Regions from separate parts of the Homo sapiens genome. Here region 2 is linked to region 1. The links are chromatin loops, found by intact Hi-C in ENCODE. Cell type or tissue: CD4-positive, alpha-beta T cell. All regions are shown on one strand.

The links. Peaks named below come from ENCODE experiments on the same cell type or tissue, not always from the same donor. Only the 100,000 strongest peaks of a DNase experiment are listed, where the experiment ranks them.
Region 2: a loop joins it to region 1, with 2.9 times the contacts of the local background. A loop is called at or near these places in 7 of 110 quality-filtered maps.

What each region holds. Positions count from the first base shown.
Region 1 is chr20:1,555,086-1,557,585 of GRCh38, forward strand. It overlaps SIRPD (signal regulatory protein delta), which reads right to left. Exons shown (of 4, transcript NM_178460.3): 1 at 2,496-2,500. Among named protein-coding and RNA genes, the nearest start is that of SIRPD, 1.4 kb to the right of the region's middle. In CD4-positive, alpha-beta T cell, CTCF peaks have their summits at 1,046 and 1,245; a DNase peak (open chromatin) is centred at 1,066.
Region 2 is chr20:1,631,322-1,633,821 of GRCh38, forward strand. The region is part of intron 4 of SIRPG (signal regulatory protein gamma); the gene reads right to left. SIRPG-AS1 (SIRPG antisense RNA 1) reads left to right here and starts at 2,187. Exons shown (of 3, transcript NR_110090.1): 1 at 2,187-2,399. In CD4-positive, alpha-beta T cell, no CTCF peak of the experiment used is centred here; a DNase peak (open chromatin) is centred at 1,100; H3K27ac peaks cover 2,142 bases.

The DNA of each region.
Region 1 (2,500 bases):
GGAATAAAAATGTGATTATACACACACATACACACACACAAACATGCAGTAGAATACTATTTAGCTTTTGAAAATCAGAAAATTCTGTCACTTATGACACCATGGATATTATGGTGTGAAATAAGCCAGGCACAGAAAGACAAATACCACATGATCTTGCTTATATGTGGAATGTCGCTTATATGTGGAATCCAAAAAAGTCAAACTCAAAGAAGTAAAGAATAGAATGTTGTTACCAGGGTCTGGGGTGGTGGAGAGTTGGACAAGGAAATGGGAGATGCTGGTCAAAGCCTATAAAGTTGTAGTTAGACATGAGGAATAGGTTCTGGTGATCTATTGCACAGCATGGTGACTATAGTTAATGCATACTTCAAACTAGCTAAAAGAGTAGATTTTAAATGTTCTTACCACAAAGAAGTGATAAGTATGTGAGGTGATGGATATGTTAATTAGCCTGATTTGATCATTTCACTGTGTAGACATGTATAAGAACATCACATTATACCACATAAATATATACAATTATTATTTGTCAATTAAAACCAAGATAAAATTTAAAAAACCATCAAGTTGTACACCTTTAAAAACAAATAAGTTCTACAAAACAATGGAGGACTTTATTTTGAATGGTTTTGCCATCTTACTCGGTATATTCCTTTTCTATCGCTGAATAACAAATTACGACAAACTTAGAGGCTGAATACAACACATATTAATTATTTCACAATTTTTGTCCATTTGTAATTCAGATATAGCTTAGCTGGGTTCTCTGCTTCAAGGTCTCACCAAGCTCCACTCAAGGTGCCAGCTGGGCTGTGTTCTCATCTGGGGGTTTGACTGGGGAAGTGTTCATTCTAAGTTCACTCAGGTTGTTGGCAGAATTCAGGTCTTTGTGGTTGTAGGACTGAGGCCCTCAACTTCTAGGGGCTTCCCTCAGTTCATTGCCATGTGGGCCTTCTCACAGGCAGTTTGCAACATGGCTCCTTGCTTCTTTAAGGCCAGAAGTTGCAAAAAAACTCTAGTGTGATAGATCTTACACAACCTAACATACTCAAGGGGGAGACAGTGCATCACTTTGGCCATATTCTATCAGATAGAAGCATGTCACACACAACTGAGATTACATAAGGGTGGGATAGTTGGGAGTCACCTTACAGTCTGTGTACCTCACCCAATAAGTACAGTTAAAAATTCAAGTGAGTTTTACTAGCTTTAAGTATCTTAAGTTAGCTTTTACCTAAATATTTTTAGTCATCCTTAACTCTCCATTGAATAAAAAGAGGAAGCTTTATAGTTACCCTTCCTATGTATAAAGCACAGACAGATATAAATGCAGTACATAAACCAACAAAGAATATATCTAAGTTATTAAAATTTCATGTTGAGGCTATTATGAGTTGAATTGTATGCCTCCGAAATATATGTTGAAGTCTTAACCACAAGTAGCTCAGAATGTGACCTTACTTGGAAATAGAGTTACAGAGGAAATCAAGTTAAAATGAGGTCATTGAGGTGGGTGCTAATCCAATATGGTGGATGTTTTTATAGGAAGTGGAAATTTGGACACAGAGACAGACATACATGGGAGTAAGATGATGTGAGGATACAGGGAGGGTGGTGCCACCTGCCATCCAACAAATGTTTGAGGCTACCACTGCTAGAAGCTCAGAGACAGACATGGAACAGATTCAACCTCACAGTCCTCAGAAAGAACCAACCCTGCCCACACTTCGATTTTGAATATCTAGTCTCCAGACCTGTGAGAAAATTAATTTCTGTAATTTAAACCACCCAGTTTGCAGTACTTTTTAAGAGCAGCCAAATGCAGTGGCAACAGAGAAATAAAAAACTGAATTTCACAGAAAGAAGTGTAAAATCTGCCAGGGGCCAGGTGTGGTGGCTCACGCCTATAATGCGAGCACTTTGGGAGGCCGAGGCAGGTGGAACTCTTGAGCTCATAAGTTTGAGACCAGCCTGGGCAACATGGTGAAACCCCATCTCTACAAAAAAGACAAAAATTAGCTGGGCATGGTGGCGCGTGCTTGTAGTCCCAGCTACTTGGGAGTTGGAGGCACGAGAATCACTTGAGCCCAGGAGGTGGAAGTTGTAGTGAGCCAAGATCGCACCACTGCACTCCAGCCTAGGTGACAGAGTGAGACCCTGTCTCAAAAAAATAAGTAAAGGTAAAAATAAAATAAAATAAATTACACCCTCCAGAGGCTGGAGGGTGAGAGCTGTGATGGATGCTGTGCCCCGCCCTGTGACCATAGGTGTGAGTCGTTTACCTGAGCAAAGAGATTTGCAACAGACATGGCCACCGGGAGACTTTGTCAGAATTGGGGACCATCCCAGTGTAGTCTTCTGAGTTCTGCCTGTTCTGGGATAAGATGGAGAAAACCCTCCCAAAAGAAATTCTATGGGAACAGGTGAGGGAGAGTTCACTAAACAGGCAGAGGGGAGAACCCACCACACACATACACTGAGGCCCCACTCACCTGCC
Region 2 (2,500 bases), 76 kb after region 1:
TTCCAAGTTCACTCCTCCTTCTAGGGGACAGCCCACAAGAAAGATTGGCTGAATTGAAAATAGGAAGGCCACGCTTCTCTCCTCAATTAAAAAACACTACATGACGCTCTCAGCCCTTGGGATCCTCCGCAGGAGCAGCTGGGTCTTTGTTCTACCTGCACTGTAGCTCAGCACCTCGCTCCTCCTACAGTCCTGCCTCCCCATTTCCTGAGGCATGCTGACCCTACAGCTCTTCAGGATGCTTCCTGCATTCCTGTATCCATCTCTAGTCTGCCTTACAGAGAAACTGACCTTGGTAAGTTGTCTGTAAAGCTTACTCTAAAATATAAATTTGAAGCCTGAATACTCATCAGCTCGCAATGAGGACCTCAGGGCTGGCAGTGAGTGGGGCTGGGCACCATGGCTGGGATGCAATTGATAAAACTTTCACTGGCAGTAAGCTGGGATGGCGTAACCACAGGCAGGAAATTCCTTGGCATCAGGCTTTTGAAACAAATTGGGAAATGGTAGTTATAAGGACTAACTTGTTCCATGGCTATCACTGGGCATATTTTTTTTGGGGAAATATGCTGAGAAGCTACGAGTGATTGATTATGAGTTAAGGTTCAGCGTGAAAGCAAGAGGACTTCTTGGCAGCACTGCACTTTCTTATCTCTTGTGGCTAGAGGGCAGAAAGAATAGAGGGTTGGGCCCTGGACATCATTAAAAGAGTAGCAGAATCACAGAGGAGGATGAATCTCAGCTTCAACGGTTGCTATGCTGGGGTAGGGCCCTGATGGGGAAGTTGTGGGACCCTGAGATGTGGGAGTGGACATTTGGGTCAAAGCACTCAAAGATCTTCGGTTGACTTAAGAGTTGCTGGGTACAATTGCAGCAGCATAGCTACTTATCTGTATAAAATATCCTCCCCAAATCAAATAAAAAATGAAAACAAAGTAAGTTCTGCACAACCCTGGCTCTCAGTATTACTTGAAGAGAGAAAGCCAAACTGCAAAATGACCGTGAGTCAAAACAGAACACTCACCTAACCCTAGTGCACAGTCTCTTACCCGGCTCCCACGCCACTGGTGCAGCACTTATGTAACCACAAGGCATCTTGCATTTTACCTGCCAGCCTAGACAACTTAAAATGCATTTCCAGCCTTAGTACCTGAGCAAAGATGCTACATCTGGCAAACCGAAAGCACCCAAAAATGCCAGCCCTGGTCCTGGTCCAAGCCAGTGGGTGGATGAATAACTGAAAAGCAAATGCAATCCAGTCTTGATGGTGCAGTTTTACCTCCCTGAGAAGTAAAACTATGAACCCTAGAAACATCACAAGGATCAGGAATAGGAGAAATTCCAAGGTGGGAGAGGAAGAAGGGAGACTGACTAGGGGCCTCAGGACTGAGGGACAGCCCTGCAGCCAGGCACCTGGGACCCATCCCCCAACACCAGCCCCAGCCATAAACGGAGGCAAAGGAATGACATAGAAAAGAGCAAAAGCCTCAAGTCAATTAAATCACCACTTCAAGAAACTAGAAAAAGTAGAGCAAAATAAACTCAAAGCAAGCAGGAGACAGGAATTAATAAAAAGAAGAGTGCAAAAAATGAATAAACTGGAAACACAAAAACAATTTAAAAACTCACGGAAACAAAGTGGTCCTTTGAAAAGACCAATAAAATGGAAAAAAACTATAGCAAGGCTGATGAAGAAGAAAACAGAAATGGCATATTTTAGATATGAGGTTGAAACAGGGGATATCGCCATAACCCTTCAGACACCAAAAAGATAATAAGGAGATATTATGAACAACTCTACACACAAAAATATGACAACTTAGATAAAATGGACACAAAATTCTTCAAAAGGCACGAGTTACCGGAACTCACCCAATATGAAATGAATAATATGAGTAACCCTAAACTACTGAGGAAATTGAATTTATACTTTTAAAACACCCCCAAAAATTCTTGAGGCCCAAGTGTTTCAAAGAAAAATACTGCAAAGCATTTAAATATGAATTAAAACCAAATTTAGTGCACAGAAAGATAGTCATAAAAGAAATTTGAGGAAAATTTGAATGTATACTCCATTTTAGATGATATAAGGGAATTGTTTTAATAATTTTATGAAATTTAGTGATTAAAAATTTGAAATTGTATTAACTGTAATAATGATACTGGTTTTGTTATGCTGTCTTTAGTCATAAGATCACCCAACTATGGATTCCATTTGGAACTGCGTGTACATGCATGACTGAGTTAGCTGTGGACATGATCACACGCCTTCCATACATCTCTGATTATAGAAGATATTTTTTGCCCTCCATTTCCTATATTTACTCTTCCAGCAGACAGGGACATGGAAAAATCCGTGACCTAGCACTGACCCAGCAGATAAGACTAACCACCATAAGGTATGTGGGAGGAACCTGGGCCTTTGAAAAGTCTCCTGGAGTTGAGACTCCTCCTGGTATTACACAAGAGGGAAGTAAGACATATTTTGGTCATACGGAGT